3 separate regions of the Homo sapiens genome follow, and regions 1 and 3 are each linked to region 2. A link is an interaction called in ENCODE POLR2A ChIA-PET data of the cell type or tissue named here. Cell type or tissue: GM12878. All regions are shown on one strand. Links, peaks and the distances in the headings refer to the core of each region. The heading gives the core; the rest is flanking DNA.

What was found. Peaks named below come from ENCODE experiments on the same cell type or tissue, not always from the same donor. Only the 100,000 strongest peaks of a DNase experiment are listed, where the experiment ranks them.
Region 1: POLR2A ChIA-PET joins it to region 2 with 11 read pairs; 9 of 35 experiments call an interaction of 5 or more read pairs at or near these places.
Region 3: POLR2A ChIA-PET joins it to region 2 with 11 read pairs; 9 of 35 experiments call an interaction of 5 or more read pairs at or near these places.

The regions. Positions count from the first base shown.
Region 1 is chr1:192,563,372-192,569,999 of GRCh38, forward strand. LOC105371664 (a long non-coding RNA gene) reads right to left here. Exons shown (of 5, transcript XR_002958418.2): 4 at 3,776-3,845. Among named protein-coding and RNA genes, the nearest start is that of RGS1, 9.1 kb to the right of the region's middle. In GM12878, for the core only: no CTCF peak of the experiment used is centred there; no DNase peak of the experiment used is centred there.
Region 2 is chr1:192,512,881-192,519,508 of GRCh38, forward strand. It overlaps LOC105371664 (a long non-coding RNA gene), which reads right to left. Exons shown (of 5, transcript XR_002958418.2): 5 at 233-5,083. Among named protein-coding and RNA genes, the nearest start is that of RGS1, 60 kb to the right of the region's middle. RefSeq lists enhancers at 3,758-3,877, 3,938-4,057 and a silencer at 5,940-6,119. In GM12878, for the core only: no CTCF peak of the experiment used is centred there; a DNase peak (open chromatin) is centred at 4,141; H3K4me3 peaks cover 283 bases; H3K27ac peaks cover 1,368 bases.
Region 3 is chr1:192,572,043-192,578,670 of GRCh38, forward strand. It overlaps RGS1 (regulator of G protein signaling 1), which reads left to right and starts at 3,731. Exons shown (of 5, transcript NM_002922.4): 1 at 3,731-3,887; 2 at 4,243-4,323; 3 at 4,732-4,793; 4 at 6,180-6,343. The coding sequence starts at 3,751. All of the region lies in intron 3 of LOC105371664 (a long non-coding RNA gene), which reads right to left. RefSeq lists an enhancer at 3,576-3,655. In GM12878, for the core only: no CTCF peak of the experiment used is centred there; a DNase peak (open chromatin) is centred at 3,739; H3K4me3 peaks cover 2,113 bases; H3K27ac peaks cover 2,330 bases.

The DNA.
Region 1 (6,628 bases), core at 993-5,992, 50 kb after region 2:
ACAAGGGAAAATAGATATCAGCAGAGCCTTCGTGGGGCACATGGGTTGATGTTGTATTAGAATCTAGACTAGTCCTACCTTGGTGTGGTTGCTCATGCCTGTATTCCCAGAACTTTGGGAGATGAAGGAAGCAGGAGGATCACTTGTGGCCAGGAGTTCAAGACCAGCCTGGGCAACAATCAAAACCATATCAATATAAGTCTAAAAAAAAAAATAACAAGGAATGGTGGCATGTGCCTGTAATCCTAGCTACTCAGAAGGCTGAGGCAGGAGGATCACTTGAACCCAGTCGAAGGCTATAGTCAGCTGTGTTCATGCCAGTGCACTCCAGCCTGAGTGACAGGGCCAGATCCTGTCTCTAAAAATAAAATAAAACAAAATAGTTCCGAACACACAGAGAGCTTTCTATGTAGGATAACTGCTTTGTGCTTTTGCTGCACAGGAGGGTAGAGGCCTTGCCTTAAAAAGCTGAATGAAATCTCCGTCACTCCACTCGGCTGCCCCTTGCTGACTTTGTGGAAAGAAGCCTACATGCACAGTTGCTGGAGGAAGCAATTAGAAAAAAACCTGGGCAGGCTTTTCATTGCCTCAACCCTTCATATTCTAATCATATAGAAATGATGCTCCAACTAACTAAAACTGGACAGAGAAGAGTGGAGATAATTTAAGGTATGCTGATTTCCTTCCCTTTTATTGCTGGGTGCCAAACAATACATCTCAAAGATGGTAAGTCAAGTCATAGTGGTAAAAGTTTGATCCTTTCTTTTCTCACGTACAAGAAATCTGGAGATCGGCCAATCAAGCTGGAACTATGGCTTCATGATTTCATCAGGAACTCAAATCTTTCTATATTTCTGTTCGGCTACCCTTGGCCTCTGGCATTTGCCCTTTTGAAACCACATGGTAGGTGAGATGGCTGCTCAGACAGAGGGATGTAGGGGAAAGGGCAAAGGGCAAAGAACACAAGCTGGTTGGACCTGCCCTCTTTTAAAGTGCCTGGAAGCATAATTAGCACACAGGAAGTATTATTTGTTGAGTAAATAAAATTAATGAATCCTTTATGACCCTGCCTATACTGGGTTACGCACCACCTTATGTCCTCCCAGAATGCCCAGAATTGTACATAATACATGTCTTTTGTTGTTGTTGTTTTGGTTTTTTTCCATTCATTTTTCTCTCTCCAAAATAAGACTCACCTCTGGATTCTTTTATCTAGCAGAGTGACTAGCAGAAAATAAGCATTTACTAAATGTTTGTTAAACCATTGAACAAATTAATGTAAGCCCCAGCCCTTAACCCCTTTATTCAACAAGATTTTTTAGTACCTTCTATGGGCCAGGTACTATTTCAGACATTTGAGCAAAACAGAGAAAGATCCTTGTCCTCATAGATTCTTCATTGTAATGGGGAAGAGGCAGAAAACTAACATAAACATAATATATTGAATTAAATAGTGGGTTAGAAGTTATTAAGTAGAATGAGGGGGAAAGCAGATGAAGATAGATGGTAACAGGATAAGGAGAGGGCCAATTGCAATTCTAATTACAGTGGTTGCAGAAGGCCTCATTGACAAGACAGCATCTGACCAAAAACGTGAAGGAAGTGAAGGAACTGGCCAAGTAGATATCTGGGGATATTCCAGGCAAAAGGAATAGCCAGTGCAAGAGCCCAAAGGCAAGAATGAGCCTGACAGGTTGAGAAGCAGCCAGGGGGCCAGTGAGGCTGGAGGTGAATGAGGGGAGAGAAGAGTAAATGATGTTTAGGCCAGAGGAGTCAGGAATTAAATAATGTCAGGCCCCACAGACCATTATAGGAATTTTGATTTTTTACTTTGGGTAAAATTGAGAGGTCTTCCAAAAACACATGTTTAAAAATAGGTATTTTTTTTCATAGTCTATTAACTTAATAAAGAGACAATGATATTAGCATCTGGAACCGGTTTGGAGAGGCCTCTCCTGTTGGGGTATTGAATTTATATCCAAAAATGACCCCTGCTCAAAAATATACTTTAAAAATGTTTTGAAAACACCTTAGTTTTTTTCCTACTGAACTCTAACTCCTAGCATATAAAAACTAACCTTAGTTTCAATTTCCCTTAAATACGTCTCAACAAAGTCATTCCTCATTCTGATCTGTTAAAATAATGTGAAACATTTGTTCAGAAAAATTTTGCTTTGTTTGTAGATCATGACTGAAAGACTATAGATTGTACTTGACCATGGGAGACAGTCCTCAAAAGCCCCAAGAGTTTAACTACTCATTGAGGTGATCTATTTTTTTCTTCTAATTTCACAAAGGTAAACTGTTAACAAAGGTAAAGGTTTCACAGTGAAATTGTCTAGGAAAGGAAAGAAAGAGAGGGAGGGAGAGCGGCAGAAGGAAGGAAGAAAGAGGAGGTGGAGAGGGAGGAAGGAAGGAAGGAAGGGTGGGGGGAGGGAAGGAAGGAAGGGGAAAGAAGAAAAATAGTTCAGGTACAAAAATACAAGGGTTTTGGCAGAAAAGGCATATTAAAGAAGTAGAAAGAGGAGACTGAACAGTGTTTCTGAGAAAGAAAAAAGCCTGGATAATGTCCTTCTTACTACATAGTGCTGGGCATAGTTTTAATCATTGGTTAATTATTGGTTAACCATTGGTTAATATCAAGTGTTATATTGGATTAGGCATGGCTAAAATAGACTTTAATTTGATGTAATCATAGGTACTTTTATTCAACTTTCTATGAGATTACAAACACCTTTGTCATACCCTCATCTCATAGCAGTTGTGCAATCAAATGGTTTTAGAGCTATCCACAGCTTCCCAGGCCTTCCTTCTCTAGACCAACTGATATTTGATTTGAAAGTTGGGTATGGTTTCTGCCAGAAAGAAGAGAGAGAGAAAGAGGCAGAGAGAGAGACAAAGAGAGAGAAAGCCTCAATGTTTCAAATCTATTTCATGATTACTTCCGAAGTGATCTTTTGTGTAAAACACACAAATTTTCTCATAAAAGAGAAGTGAAATTGTGACATTTTCTATGGTATTATTCTACTGTCTTGGAAACTGCCCCAAATCGGGGAAATTCTGTATAAAGGGGGAAAATCCTAATGGACTGATAATTTTTAGGTCTTCTCAGCAGCTTTTAATTTTCCATGAATGGTGTATAATGATTCATCTAAAAATAGGAAAGATAAATTATGAAATGTGACCATCTACAAGGTTAAAGAATGTGATTTCCAGGATTGAAGAGGGTCACATAATTCCTGATACAAGTGCTGTATTCTGCAGTGGTTTCAGTCTTGTTGAGAATCAATCAACAGTTGTTCTACAGTGAACAATGAAGTCAGGAGAGGGACAGATCAGTTTCAGAGATTGTCCGGACGTTCTCAGCCCCACCATGACATTTCCAATCCTTATCCCATTCTGGCCTCACTTCCCCACTTTCGTGCACATATCAACCTCCTGCCCTCATTTAGTGCAAGCATTACTAATTGCCACACTTTGTCTGTATTGCTCACTCTTTCACATGGGGCAACAGAGATGCCTCAACCTTGCCTAAGCAAAATGTGAGAAAAGAAACCCCAGGCTAGAAAAATGGAACAAACTCCCACACAAAATAGGCCTCTTAATATTTCTATACACTGTTTTTGGTATGTTAAGATCTTCCTGTTGCAACTAAGAGCCTGGTCTTAAGAGAACCAATATGGGGATAAGCCACAAAGTCACAAATAAAACATCAACTTCAGATGAAATAGAACTTAAAACGTTGCAGTGACTACAAAGAGAAGACAAAAGTTACCTGATCTTCACGAAGAAAATAACAGTTTATAGCAGTTCATAAATTTATATTTTCTGATCTTCCATAGCATCTGAAACAAAACATAAAACAAGATTATGAGTTTGTTCTGTCTTTGAGTTCCTACCAAATATATTGCCCTGGTTTTCTGTTTTCATAACACAATAAAAAAAATAGGCAAGACAAAACACACAGGAGGAAAAAACATGGGTAAGAAGAGATTGTTTACACTTCAGGATTCTGCTGCCTTTAGAAGTGCAAAATATAAGCTTCACAAGTTGCTGACAGTCATGTTTCCCCAATTTGTAGCTGACTCTGGTCTATAGCAAATTCACAATTTACAAGCATTCTAAGTCCCCTACCCCCTAGTTCAGTCTTAGCTGATCTTTGAGGGGTTAGTTGTTCAACATTTCCTTTTATTACTTAAGGTACCCAAGGGTATTCCAGTTATCTTCCTATTTACCTAAGCTAATTAACAGTCAATGTGGGGCTGCTGACACTTGCAGCTATGGAAATCCTATCTAAAACAACAGACAACTCAATATTCCTCCACAACAGGAGGGAGCTGGATAAGATCTGCAGTTGGGAGGGATCAATATCCAGCTATAAGTACCTAAGAAAAAGCAGGAAAATTAAATTGAAGTTGGAAGGAATAGTCTGTGACATTAACATCTGAACATACATTTATACATTTGATTAACATATTAATTTACAGAAATCAACTAACTAAATAAAAAAGGAAATCCAAGACAAGTAAATATTGATAGGGAAAGAAGCAATCTGGAAGACTGGCCCAGTGAATGCAGAGTTGCAGTGGTAAGAGTAGCCCTGCATTTGGAACAGGTGGATTGCCAAATTTACTAAATTTTAGGAAGAAGTCTAGGCAAAGAACTCTAACATCATAAGAAAAATGGAAAACATCCTAGCTATGGCAAATTCTGTCTAAATCTTAATTTCTCTGGGGCTAGTTTTGATTGGTATAGAATTTCAAAAGGAGATCTTCCCATGCCACTACCATAGCTGCAAGTTGCTGATGATCGCCTTTGACTTCTACACAAAGAAAACTGAAAAGAAGTTAGCTGATTTGATCAAACTCACACAGCAGGAAAAGGTATAGCTGTGAGAATTGGCTCACAGTCTTTTGAAATGTGAGATTTCAAAGCAGCAAGATGAACATGTCACTGGGATTCAACAGAATCAAAGCCTTTCATTTATTTTTTAAAATAGAATACAAATAAGATGGCAGACAAGGCTTAATAAAAAAAAAAAAAACAGAACAGACACAGAAAACAGTGGAACACCACAGACCACTTGTACTCACAATAATAGTAGTATACTGCTAAGCATGGACACTATCTGTTGACTTAGAGCTACTTTCTCAAGTAGGAAGATTATTACTACAAACAAATGTCCGGTAAGTCTGACACCAATATTTAGTAAAATAATAATAATAAAATATATAGGTATATATATTATATACACATATTATATAAATGTATACACTTTATATATATAGATATATGTAAATAGACATAAAAGCAAAGCATTAGAAAGGACATGAAGAAAGTGGAGTTAATGTGTTTGTCAGCAATAACTGGCATGGTTTTGGAAAGAACAGAACATGTCAGGAAATCTTGAGAGATTTTTCTAAGAAAATTATATAATTAATGAGGAAAAGCAAAGCAAATAAGTCTCTATTGTTAGCCACCTCGATGTTTAGTAAGAACAAAAGCAAATGAAATCACTGGAATAGTGTTATTAGAAACTTGGAAAGTTAACAGTCATTTATTGAAGTTGCTCTCTAATATTTAAAACATACCTCTGTATTAGGCCATTCTTGCATTGCTATAAAGAAATACCTGGTACTAAGTAATTTATTTTTTTAAAAAAGAAATTTAATTGGCTCATGGTTCTGCAGGCTATACAGGAAGCATAGCACTGGCATCTGCTTCTGGATAGGTCTCAGGAAGCTTCCAATCATGGCAGGAGGTGACAGGGGAGCAAGTGTCTCACATGGTGCCAGCAGGAGCAAGAGAGAGAGGGTTGTGGGGAGGGAGGTGCCACACTCTTTTAAACAACCAGATCTTGAGAGAACTCACTCACCATCATGAAGATCCTCCCCCATGAGCCAATCACCTCCTACCAGGTCCCACCTCCAACACTGGAGATTACAATACAACAAGAGATTTAGAGGGGACACATATCCAAACTATATCAATTCTGCCCCTTGCCCTCAAGCCTCAGTTTCTTCTCACACTGCAAAATACAAGTGTCCCTTCCCAACAGTCCCCCAAAGTCTTAAGACATTTCAGCATTAACTCAGAAATTCAAAGTCCAAAGTCTCATCCGAGACAAGGCAAGTCCCTTCCCCTTATGAGCCTATAAAATAAAAAACAAGTTACTTACTTCTAAGACACAATGGGGGTACAAGCATTAGGTAAACATTCTCACTCCAAAAGGGAAAAATCAGCCGAAAAAGGGGGCTACATGCTCCATGAAAGTCCAGAACCCAGCAGGGCAGTCTTTAAATCTTAAAGCTCCAAAATTATATCCTTTGACTCCATGTCCCACATGGAAGGCACAATGGAGCAAGGGGTAGACTCCCAATGCCCTGTGGATGTTTAGGGTGCAGCCCAAGTAGCTGCTCTCACAGGTTGGAACTGAGAGCCTGTGGTTTTTCCAGGCACAGGGTTCAAGCTGCCAGTGGCTCTACCATTCTGGGATCTGGAGGATGGTGGGTCCCTCCTCACAGCTCCACCCGTCAGTGCCCCAGTGGGGACTCTGTGTGGGGGCTCCAAAGCCACATTTTCTCTCCACATTGCCCTAGTAGAGGTTCTCTGTGAGGACTCTGCCCCT
Region 2 (6,628 bases), core at 1,019-6,018:
TGGAGGAGATAAGGGGAACAACTGTACTTCCTAATGGTTAGTCCACAAAAAGCCATTAGCATTCACTGTAAACAGCATTCATCAATGTGCTGTCTTAGGTCAGGATCAACTTCCTTATCTAAACTTGAGAAGGGACTGCCCTTTTTTCTCTATCTCACTTATAATACTTGTGGGTGGCAGAAATGACAGCAATCACACACTGTCACACAAGAATGAATCTGACACTTCACTGTTGAAATTCTATTATCTTTTATCTCTTTGATATCCTTTACATTAAACTTAATTCTCAAGTTCTCCAATTGGTGTCTACATCAGACTTGTAAAGAGTTATAGAAATTATAGGAGTCAAAAATAGTTTAAAAGCCTTGTGATATGGATATATGTAAGAAATACTCTTCTTTGAATAGTGAAATACCTTAGCTCTCTAGTTCAGCTAATGTACATATTTTCAAAGCAGGGAAAAGACAGCTGTGTGGATGTAGAGAAGTAGGGGAGAGGAGAGGGTGGATTTGCATTAATGATGGGGCTTCAGTGGGAAGGAAGGAAGGAAGGAAGGAAGGAAGGAAGGAAGGAAGGAAGGAAGGAAGGAAAGAAGGAAAGAAGGAAAGAAGGAAAGAAGGAAGGAAGGGCAGGAGGGAGAAAATAGCTAGCTTCATTTTAGTTTCAAGTTAAATGAAATACAAAAATAAAACCACATTCATTTCTCCCTAAGCGTTGATACAGATACATAAATAAAGTATTGTCAGAAAGATGCTGTCTAACTTTAAATAATTTAAAGTTACAGAAAAGAATCAATTTTCCTGATGTTTATCCCTTCAAAATCTTAAGACTCCTTCTTAGTGTGATTTGGACCAAAAATAAAATAGAACCAGGCAAAAACAAAACAAAACAAAAAAAAACAAACAAGACATCTCTTGTTTTTTAATTTACCCTACACAGGATGCTTGTACTATAAGGTAAGCTGTTGGCTGCTCTTCAGCATACCACTGCTTTCCTGACTTCCACTGGTAGGCAGGAAGCTTGGCTCTTTGGGCCGGCACAGGCCTTCTCAGTATGGAAGTAGGATTACACACCATTGAGTGTGTAATCAAATCAGTCAAAGTACTCCTCATCTCTACCTGGTCCTTTCCCTTTCATTTCATCCCAGAACCCACCATCAACTCAAGTTGATTCATCATTATTAACCAACAAACTTTGATCATTTTTAAATTATTCATAATTAATTCACTTTGGCTACATGTTTATGAGTGTAAAGCAAAATATATGCCTCATGATCTCAAAAATGGTTCTAAATAATAAGATCTGGGCCAGTGTTATGTAAGTTAATTTTCTTTTGCAAATGTTTGGGCTTGATCAGATTACAGAGATTTTTTTTTTCCTTTGCCAGGATTCCTAAAGACATTTCTGGTTTCCGAGAACAGAAGGGTTTATTATTCCAATCTGTTGTTAGCACCTTGGAAACCAAAGACATTTATTAGATTGCCCTTTATAAAACTACATTTAGTAACCAGTATGCCAAGATTTACATTAGATTCTCTTTGTTATAGTGATTTCTGCTGATACATATACTATGCTAGGAAGATTCCAGTCAGTGATTGTGAAATATCTCCTATATTATTTGAATTAAATAGGCTATGGTCAAGTCTTAAAACTCAAAGATATATATATCTATAGGTACATACATAGACAGATACATACCACTAGATATAGATATATATTTGCCACTGTAAATAGTTCATATTTTATTGCTATTAACTCTTTCAACCACTAAATGTCTAAGGTTATGAATTCATCAAATATACAAATGCAATTTTTTTTTTGAGACAGAGTCTCACTCTGTCACTCATGCTGGAGTGCATGGCACTATCTCAGCTCACTGCAACCTCTGCCTCCCAGGTTCAAGTGATTCTCCCACCTCAGCCTCCCAAGTAGCTGGGATTACAGGTGTGCACCACTGCACCTGGCTAATTTTTGTATTTTTAGTAGAGATGGGGTTTCACCATGTTGGCCAGGCTGGTCTCGAACTCCTGACCTCAGGTGATCCACCTGCTTCAACCTCCCAAAGTGCTGGGATTACAGGCGTGAACCACTGCACCCGGCCAGTGCAATGATTTCTAAGGCAACCAACAAGGAGTAAGATTTATATTTATTAAGCATCCGTTATATACTTGGTTTCATGCCAGATGCTTTATATTTATTATATTGTTTAATTTTTTATAGCATTCTAAATCTAACCCCATGATTCAGAGTTGACGTGAAGCTATCGTATAGCCAATCCAATTTTTTTTTTTAAGACAGGGTCTTGCTCTGTCCCCCAGCCTGGAGTGCAGTGGTGCAATCATGGTTCACTACAGCCTCAACCTCCTGGGCCCAAGCAATCCTCCCATCTCAGTCTCCCTAGTGGCTGGGACTTCAGGCCTGTGCACCACGATGCCCAGCTAAGTTTTGCATTTTTTGTAGAGACAAGGTTTTGCCATGCTGCGCAGGCTGGTCTCAAACTCCTAAGGTCAAGCGATCCACCTACCTCAGCTTCCCAAAGTGCTGGGATTACGGGTATGAGCCACCATACTTGGCCCACGAATCTAATTTTCTATGAAAGGAAAGGCACTAAAATCAACAAGTCCTGTTGAAAGTATCCGCTGTTTAGGGCCAAAGAAGCCAGGACACACATTCTGCCTCTACAGTGTGTTCTGAAACTCCAAATCCTTGTTTTTCATTTATAAACCAGGGATAATAACTATCTCATGATGGGTTGGTGATGGTTACAAGAGACAATGTAAAAGAGTAGCTATGAAGTAGGGACTAAATTAACATCAGTTTACTTCTTCTACGTGCTCCTTCTTCTTCTCCTTCCTTTTTCCCTATAGGTTTCTCTCCTGTCTTATAATCCACTTATGTTGGATAGGTAACTAAAAAATAAAATCGAAAATGGTAAAGCTGAAAGCGGCTGTAGTGGCCTTTTTTAAAAAATGAAGAGAATAAGGTCCAAGTGTTTAAAGATATAAACACAGCTAAGCAGTGGCAAATATACTAAAAAATGATCCCAAGTTCAATGTATTTTTCACTCTATCTAGATAATGTGTATAGCTAAATTAAGTTAGTTCATGTTTCACCCACCCTCCAGAATCCCTTCCATTCTAAACTCAATCAAGAATTTTTCAGCACCCAGGTTTTTACTACAGATAGCGCTTGTAAAGTTCCATGTGCCTCAAAAATGGACACAATGGCAACCTGGAGATACTACCCATGTACCCTGTTTAAAGGTTGCAGCCACTGTTTAGTTTCAAAAAATTATTGCTATGCAGAAATTTTGACCTACGGTTGCTAGATATTTTTCAAGAACAGAGTATCAGTGTAAATCTGAGTATCAGTGTAAAATTTTCTATTTTTTTTAACATTAAGAAGGCAAAATAAACCACCAGTTCGTGCCTTTCATGATAATGTCTAGAATGGAGGAAACAAGCTTTGGATAATCCAAGAACATCCATGCAAGTTCTCCTCTCAATAAAGGAATTAGGGGAGAATAGAGGAGAACTCTTTTTCCTCCCAGTTTCTGTTTTCACTTGCCTGCATTTTAAATTGAGTAAAAAGTGATCCTGAATGAGTCTGTTCTATCATATTTCCCTTCACTCTCTTTGAAGTTCAGGGCTCAAAAGTAGGAGATTAGTAAACATTTATCAATTAATTCATTGGTTGTGGGACTACTATTAATTTCTCCACCTCTCAGATTTCTTTATTTCTCCATCTCTTGATTTATTTTTTCTGCAAACACTCATTCAATAAACAGTCACTAAGCACCTGTCAGGCCCTGTGCTGGAGATGATGAAGAAATAAATAACAAATAGTCCCTGCCTTCGAAGAACTCCTAGTGTAGAGCAAGAGCTGAATATGTAAGCAAATAACTCTTTATGATGGTATGTAAAAGTTATACCGAGCATGATTAGCTTTAAAGTGGCATTTGCTTTACTTACAACCCGCCACATTGCCACAAAAGAGCTCAGAAGCTTAAAAAAAAAAAAGTGCAGCTGTCAGTAGTGATTAACACAACGGCTAGACACTGTGTATGAGAACGGATATAGGTGGTTTTATAAGGATCATGTGGTTAAGTGGGACACGCATGTTGAACAGAGTCTGCAGACATTTTGCCCAAAACTTCCTTTTGCAGTGTGCACATGTAAATGAGCCTTGCGTGGAAGTTTTTGCTTCCGGAATAAGATTGACTAGCCAGTGAAGCTCCTTATTACTCATTTCAGCAATCATTTGCTTTTCTTGATGCAATATATAAAACGTGTACAAAATACAGCAAAGGAACTTAGGTCACCCACGTTAACTTAGGACGTTTCTGTTGACTAACTTTGGGCGTTCTATTTATTAAAATTTGAAAGTCATAAATGCTGGGCTTAAAAGAAAAGAATCTCTCAGAACCTGAAATGAAAATTTAGCATTATATGACAGTTTTGAGAAAAATGATTCAGAGTTCTTTAAAAATTAAACTTCCCAAATGATTCTAGATTGAATTATATTCTGAATACCTAATATCTGCAGATTACTGTTTTAGATGCTATAGAGACAAAAAGTAGGTATATTAGCCTTCTAATCCTTAAAGAATCTGTAGTCCAATTGGGGAAGTAAGCACAAGGCAGGTGAAAAAGAGAAATAATAAAACAAAGCAGCATACAATAAATTTCCAAATGACTAATGCCAATAATCAGAGATATGTGTGCAATTAGATAACAATAACTGAGTTAGAGCCATCTAGAAAGAAATCGTACTTGATGTGAGTCTTGCAGAAGGGAATAATTTGGATAAAACAGGAGAATAATTGGTGTATAAAGGAGAAAGAAGAGTGGAGCAAAAACATAGGTGTAGATAAGCTTCAGAGAAATTTAGGAAGCAGGGATCAGACTCCCCCGGCTGTAGCAGAGGAACCCTGGGAGGACAACGAGGACTTGGAGGGAATGAAGGTTGAAGTGAGACAAACAAGAACATGAATGCAAAGCCATGGAGTTCAGACCTCCTCCCACAGGTAACGATGAGCCACTGGATATTTTCTCTTAGCTGAGTCATGTGATGAACCTGGAGGCTGCATGAAGGAAAAAGGCAAGGAGTCATAGTTAGAACTAGGTATGTTGAGAGAGATGTAAGAACTTCATCAGGCTAACAACTTGACATTTCTTCAAATATATATATTCTTTAAATAGAATGTTCAATATTTCTTTAGAAGGATTAGAAGAAACTAGCTTTATTTTATTTTATTTTATTTTATTTTATTTTATTTTATTTTATTTTATTTTATTTTTGGAGACAGAGTGTCGCTCTGTCACCCAGGCTGGAGTGCAGTGGAGCAATCTCAGCTCACTGCAACCTCTGCCTCCCAGGTTCAAGTGATTCTTCTGCCTCAGCCTCCCTAGTAGCTGGGACTACAGGTGCGTGCCACCACGCCCAGCTAATTTTTGTATTTTTAGTAGAGACAGAGTTTCACCATATTGGCCAGGCTGGTCTTGAACTCTTGACCTTGTGATCTGCCTGCCTCGGCCCCCCAAAGTTCTGAGATTACAGGCGTGAGCCACCACGTCCAGCCTGGGAGAAACTAACTTTCTATTAGTGTAGATTATATTCCACTTTATATTAAAAACAGATTTATTGTGTTGACTTAGCCTTGCGTAGAAGTTTTTGCTTGAATTTTCAAAGGCTTTGTCGTTTTTTCAGAATCAATTATAAAATTCTATCAATATGAATATATGAACATATGGATTTCCAAGTGTACGATCCCTAGCATGAATAGTATATAGCATTTTCACTCTTTTGGAATTTTCTGGTTTTCAGGTTGTTTCCTACTTTTCAAAATTCATATTTTCCTTCTATTTTCCTCTGTGATTTCTTGTAACATTTGGCTACTTGTCATAGATTTGAGAATATAAATAATATTTATATTCAGTAAATAGTGCTATGTCATGCATTATTCATTTTCAGAGTTTCAGTGTACTTACTTAACCACCCACCACCTCACAAGCTGAGAATGACTCTCAGCTGACTAGTTTCAAGTTAGTGGTGTGGCCTTTATGCACCATAGAGCTTCCATGTATGTTCCCCAAATACTAAGCCAAGATGGGTCAATGTCAGTGAGAATGTATTTGATTTCATTATGTACTTTTCATTTTTCATTACATGTTTATATTAGGTATTTATTTTATATATTTTACTATGTATGTATTTTCAGCCTTGGGCATTGCTTCCTTTGGCTAGAGTAAGACCAAGATTCATTTTGCCAAGTTTGAAAAAGGTATAGTTGGAGAACTGAGTGACCTGGCACTTCATTGATTATATAGATATTATATATTTATATGATATATTCATTATAGTATATAAATTTATTATATAGATTTATTATATAGATTATATAGATTTAGTATATAGATATTATAAGGTCACATAAATAAATAGCCCAGATATCTGGTTGACCAGCCCTCCTCTTAACCTGAATATGATTACGACAAATCAAACTTCCCCTTTTAACAATTAGTTTAATACAATCTATTTAATAGCTCTGAAATGGTTGCTGCATATCCTATCAGAAACTAGAGTAGGCCACACACTAGAGTTTATATTTGTGCAACTATATTCCATA
Region 3 (6,628 bases), core at 855-5,854, 59 kb after region 2:
CTTTTCATTCACACGATATAAAGTTTTCACCAACCCTCTATACACATACAGAGAAAAATCCTTCTAAACTCACTTTTGTTGCAGCTTTTTCAAATTTTCAAATAAACTCTATGAAATTTAGCTGAAACACTTTTAGTAGCCTTATCTATAAACCTTGAAGACCAAGGAAGCTCTGAGTGGTTATGCTAATTCAACTAAGTCATTCAGAGTACTTTTGAAAGTTTGCAAAGCTTTGTGAGTACATATGGGATCCATTTTTCCATGATCCTTCAACATAAAACTGGTCTCTTACTAGAGACCAGTTTCTCCATTGCAGCCATTTGAACTTTCCAAGGGATGCTAAACACAAATGCAGAAACAAGCAAAGAATAGATACATGTTGATTTTACAGTAAAGACAGCAGTACTTTGCTTCCTTTCTCATACTTCCAGAGGTAATTACTCCTCTGTGTTCTTTTCTCTGTACATTCCTCTCTGATGGCACCTCTCACAAACATCTGTCAGCCCCACTACACAGTGAACCCCTTAAGACAGAGATTCATTCATCTTTGTATCTGCAGTGCTTTATGTGTGATACACTGTAGGGATGCAATTAAACTTTGTTGAATCGAAACATTTTGTTTCAATGGATCAAGCTATCTTTCCACGTCACTGACTTTTCCAGTATGGATACATTTTTATTTTAAAATAGAATATTATACTCATCATTACCCCTTGTCTCACAATTCTAATATCCACAATAAGATTTTAGCAACATTTTAAAAGTTCAAACAACATCAGGTTTAAGGAAAGCACTCCCTATTAGTATTCCAGTAATTGGAGTAATTGAAACCAAATGTTTCCATTCAAATCAGTTCAGCAAAGATTAAAATTTTCCTTATTTTTCCTATCAATATCAACAGCCATAATCTGAAATGTCTTACTGAACCAATCTCCTAGGTATTTTAAAATATAACACTGGGATTTTTAGGGAAGGAAAAGTATTCTGTATGGTACTATAATGATGGATACATATCATGATACATTTGTCAAACTCATGGAATGTACAGCACCAAGAGTGAACTCTAATGTAAACTATAGATTTTAGATGATAATGCTGTGTCACTGTAGGTTCATCAATTATAACAAATATTTCACACTAACGAGGTATGGTGCTGGAGGTGGAGCTGGAGGCAAGGTGAAAGGTGGGGAGTTGTGGGAACTCTGTACTTTCCACTCAATTTTACTGTAAACCTAAAACTTCCCTAAAAATGAAGTCCATTAATTTTTCTTTAAAAAAAAAGATAACACTAAGACTACATGAAGTATTCCTTTTCCTAGAAACTCAAACCTAGATGTTTTAGCACAGTTTCAAAGAGGGAAAACTGAAACCCAGATCGTGAGACCCACTGTTTCTTCTACTGACGTTTTTGAAATCCTCTACTATTTCAACCAAAGTCATTGATTCAATAAAGTTACAATTTGACAGTTTATCTTTTCTTAGTGAAGTTTACAAAGAGGGGCCAGATAGTGGCACTCTCTTTAAAATTAATAGGGAACTTTCAATGCCCTGCCATGCACTTGTCACACTTGCTGATACAACTTGACCAAATTTGCCTTGTTCTGGAACACACAGACTTTGGGTGGATGAGCAAACAGCCTCTGAGAGAGCAGCTGCTTTATTGCATGACTAAGGTGACCTCATCAGCCAATTGTGATACAGGAATTTTGAAAGGACTCCCTCTTTCAAGAGTTTATATTTCTATTCAAGTGTGGAAGCATGCAGTTGTAAATGCTTGCGCTTCAAAATGTATATTGGGATAGGGGTAGCAAAATGTTGGGAGCATCAGAGCAGTTCCTAAATACACTACAGGCAAAAACTTATTTTGATCTCAGACCAGAGTTTCTTAACATAGTGTCAAAAAAACACATTATTTCAAAAAACTATTTTCCCTATCTAAAGAGGGTTTAGTTCTTTAACAAGTTAGGAGTCCAACATTTCCCAAACTTACTTGGCCCCATAATTTTTGCTGCTGCTCTTGTTCTTTGGAAACTGTCAGTATATTTGGATGATAATACTAGTGGGCTGTTAAAAATAATTTTTAAATCATTTTACTCTAACATAACTTACTCACAATTATTTAGAGGAGTGAGAGGATACTAGATCAACAAACATGAGCAATGTTGAAGATTTTAACAGGAAATTAAGTATGGACTGAACCACAGGAAGTATACAACCAAATGCCTTTATGTCATCTGTCTTTGAGTTTCATCGGTCTCATTAGGGTCACTTCCAAAGTGGCCAGCTCATCTCACCAGTTATCTTTCTTAATGCCTTATGTTATCTTCCCAACATAAAATGATGCTTGTTACATACAATATAATGAGCTCATTATAATGAAATTAATGACTGTGTATAAGTGAATTTTATAATATTGTAAATGTGTTTTCTTCAAATATTCTTTATCCTGACGATAGAACCAGAACAGAAAAATTAATACTCCCCTCCCTTTTATCAGCTTTACCTAATACCATCAGAAGCTTCACTAAGTAAATGCTTTTTTGTCCTTTTAAAGGAAAGTATTGTCCTTCCAGGGGTAAAATCCAAGGAGGCTTAAGTTAAACTGGGTACTCTATAAATAAGCCACACTTGTTATATAAACTTTTGAAAGCTTATATTTTACTAACTTCTCTATCCTTATAAATGATTAGTCATCTAGTTCCTTGAGTTTTGTTTGTGTTTTAAACTTTAATCTCAATTAAAGCTAAAACTGTTATCTCTCCAGAGATACTGCCAAAATGTGAAAGATCATTACCTAAGAAGTACACATTATTGGTCTATCCAAATAGACTTTTATTTTACCTTGAGCAGTTTTTCCTCTGATACTGTGACCTTGGTATCAGTATGTTTACAAATTATGTCATATTTGTATACAATTAAACATTTATTTATTTATGATTGGTTTTAATTAAACTTTATTTTTTCCTAATATGCAAAATATGCAAAAATCAAAGTTTGATATACTAGTTATATTCTTAATAAATATGAAAATAATATTAAAAACCATGCACCCCTTAAAATCATCCTATGTATTGCCAGTCGATGTCTAGCACACACCTTGGAAAATATTAACATGGAAATTTCCTGCCATGGAAATAAGGGATGAGAATTGGAGTGGGAAAATGTGAAGATAGCCTCTTATAACTTTCCCTCCTATCAGATATGTGCAAAATAATTAAACAAAAATTATTTGTTTACTTTGCCCTGCTTCCTGCAGAAAAGAAGAGAACTCTTAAAATATTTTGATCAGATGAATTTTATAGTCAAGGACTATCCAAAGCATGGAGTAAGATACAACTCTATGTGATGAATTTCTATGTGAGTTTCTATATGATAAATTAATACGCCAAATGAAACAGTTTATTGAAACATGCAACTTTTTTAAAATAAACAAACATCCTCCAGAACCAAAGACTGATGCTGTTAATGCTTTAGACATGTGACATATGTGTGTGTACCTCTGTATGTTTAATTTTCTTTCTTTCTAATCAAGTGACCTGTTCTCGTTTGGTTAAGTTTCAACCACAAGACACCACTGTATGCTTTTTTTTTTTCAAGATACACGTCACAGCACACCAAGAAAAGGGGAACTTCCAGTGTCTGTGGTAACATCACTTGATAAACAGACTCCTTTAAACAGCAAGTGCCTGTCTGCATTCTACTATATAAAGCAGCAGAGACGTTGACTAGCGCATATTTGCTAAGAGCACCATGCGCGCAGCAGCCATCTCCACTCCAAAGTTAGACAAAATGCCAGGAATGTTCTTCTCTGCTAACCCAAAGGAATTGAAAGGAACCACTCATTCACTTCTAGACGACAAAATGCAAAAAAGGAGGCCAAAGACTTTGTAAGTTTGTTCAGAGTCTCACTTTGTGAATTTTAACAAGTTATCTTTAATGGCAGAAGGATTGAGAATGAATGGAAGAGAGTGTGAGCATTTAGTTTAGCCAGATCAGAGGAGTTAATTGCCTGTTGTGAGTAATAAGTAATATTCAGCTGCATTAAAAAATAAATCTTGATATGGCATTAAATTGGGTAGGAGTTTTTCTCTACACAGGCTCATAAAAATGGGTTCTATAGCAAAATGTTGTATCAACCATTTTTAGTATTGCCTTATTCCTTAGAGAAATTTATTCTATGTCTTTTTACAAATAAAATGAATTCTGAAGAAATATGAATATTCACTTTTATGTCTTTTGTAGTGGAATGGATATGAAAGCATACCTGAGATCTATGATCCCACATCTGGAATCTGGAATGAAATCTTCCAAGTCCAAGGATGTGTAAGTACACTAATACACTAAACTATCATTATCATTTACAAGAGAAGCCTATGCATTATCTCTATATCCCAGCAAGGGATAAATACTGCGCACAGTAGACTTCATTTCTTTTAAGTAACATGCCAAATAAAATTAGACTATCAGTACCAATGTAAATTGAATACAAATGTGTACACACACATATTGGACTTTATCTATTTGGATTTTTTCAAATTTTATTGGCAGGTTTTTTTTTTCATAACTATAGTAACTCTAAGGGAAGTTTTGCATTTTGTGAATAAATTTTAACATATTTATTAGAACTACAGTTTCAGTTTGTGAAGTTATCAAAGTGTAACAGCCATTCTTATTTCATTTGTGCTTACATTTTAAAAATTGACTAATGTATGTACATTTTGTCCCCTGCAGACTTTCTGCTGCTGAAGTAATGCAATGGTCTCAATCTCTGGAAAAACTTCTTGCCAACCAAAGTAAGTATAACTATTGAATGTTTCTGGGTTCAGCTAAATACTCTAAAAAATTGAATGGCTTCACTAAATATAGTATTCTGGGTAGGATAGTATGCAAAAGGTTGTATTCTAGTTTGTCTGTAGTTACTGATAACTTCAGCATAGTATGCCTCTTAATAATGCTGACTTAGCACTCAATTCTGCCAACTCCTTTTAGACAAATTTGCCAAGACAATTAGGTATTTTCATAGATCATTATGGAGATAAAATTAAACATTGTGCTGGGATTCTGATATGTAAAAATTTTAAAAGTAAGCCAAATATTTTAATATGTACATTGCCATTTTGAAATCTGCCTAAAGAATGTATTTTTCTACACTTGGATGTAACAAGTATGATTCATTCATTCAATTAATTAAATTATCTTTCATACATTCATCATTCATCTCACCCTTATGTAGAGGACATTGTAGAGGTACCAAGGATTCAAAATCAAAGACAGTCTCTTACTGCCTTGAAGGTGGTTGAGATACATAACATAAATAATTGCATTATTATAACATGATAGTTTTTATGACATAAATATGATAGAAGGATTTTTAAGCACATATAGTCTTGTGGAGATTTTCTGATGAGAGAAGGTAAAGAATGAAATCAGCTTGCCATCCCCTTGTCTTGGGCATTACAATTCTACTGAGATTAGGACCTTTTTCAGAGGTGTAGATGAGCAGTGTGGTCTCTATCTCTAAAGAGTGAGATTATTCTTTTCTCCCCACAGACACCCTAAGGAGCTTTACTTGGGAATCACATTGTTCACTCTAGCTCAGCTGACTTTGTTTATAATTCAGCTAAACAAATAAATGGTATAGATATGGACCATAAATGGTGCCATATAAAAGTCTCAGTGAATGCTAGCAAACATAATTAGTACATCAGGCCTACAGATCATATATAGGCCTAACATTTTCTGGCTAATATAAATTAGATGGGGAAATTATATTTACTAATTATTGTGATGTTAATGCCTTTTGTCAGTGTTTGCTTTCCTAAAATACTCTCTACTCTGGCTAAGATTTGGCATATATAAAAGATGGTTTTATATTCAGTGGAGCAGAATTTCAATTCAAACCGCGGATAGAAGCAAAACAGTTTGGTAGCCACCATCAAGTAGCAATGTGACTATGAATGAGTTTGTCTGGCCCCAGATTCCTCTTCTATGAATGAAGAAATTTCAAATGACTTCTCATCTCTACAATCTATAACACAGCTATTTCAGCAGTAGCTGTCTCTTACCTTTGTATGAATAGGAAGCAATTGTATTTTTCTTACAAATTTCTTCTTCAAATTATTCATTTGTTGGTTCATTTAATTTAATTATCTCCCCACCCACCCCTCGTTTCTTTTTAGCTGGTCAAAATGTCTTTGGAAGTTTCCTAAAGTCTGAATTCAGTGAGGAGAATATTGAGTTCTGGCTGGCTTGTGAAGACTATAAGAAAACAGAGTCTGATCTTTTGCCCTGTAAAGCAGAAGAGATATATAAAGCATTTGTGCATTCAGATGCTGCTAAACAAGTGAGTATTAAGCTTATCATCATCAGTTTCTCCATAAAAGACCCTATATGCAGAAATAACATTTAATATATACAACAAGATAAAATCCTTTTGGGGTATATAATTTTACTTCTACATACTTAGGCATATAAATATAGTTCAGTGCAATGAGAATCTAATTTTCTATATTGGTGAGGGTTTCAGCACAGTAGAATAAAGAGACTGATTTTACAAAACCAGCTGCCATGATGAGGGTGAGGGAAGGGTTAAGGGTATTGTTACTGACCAGAACTGCATGTCAGGGAG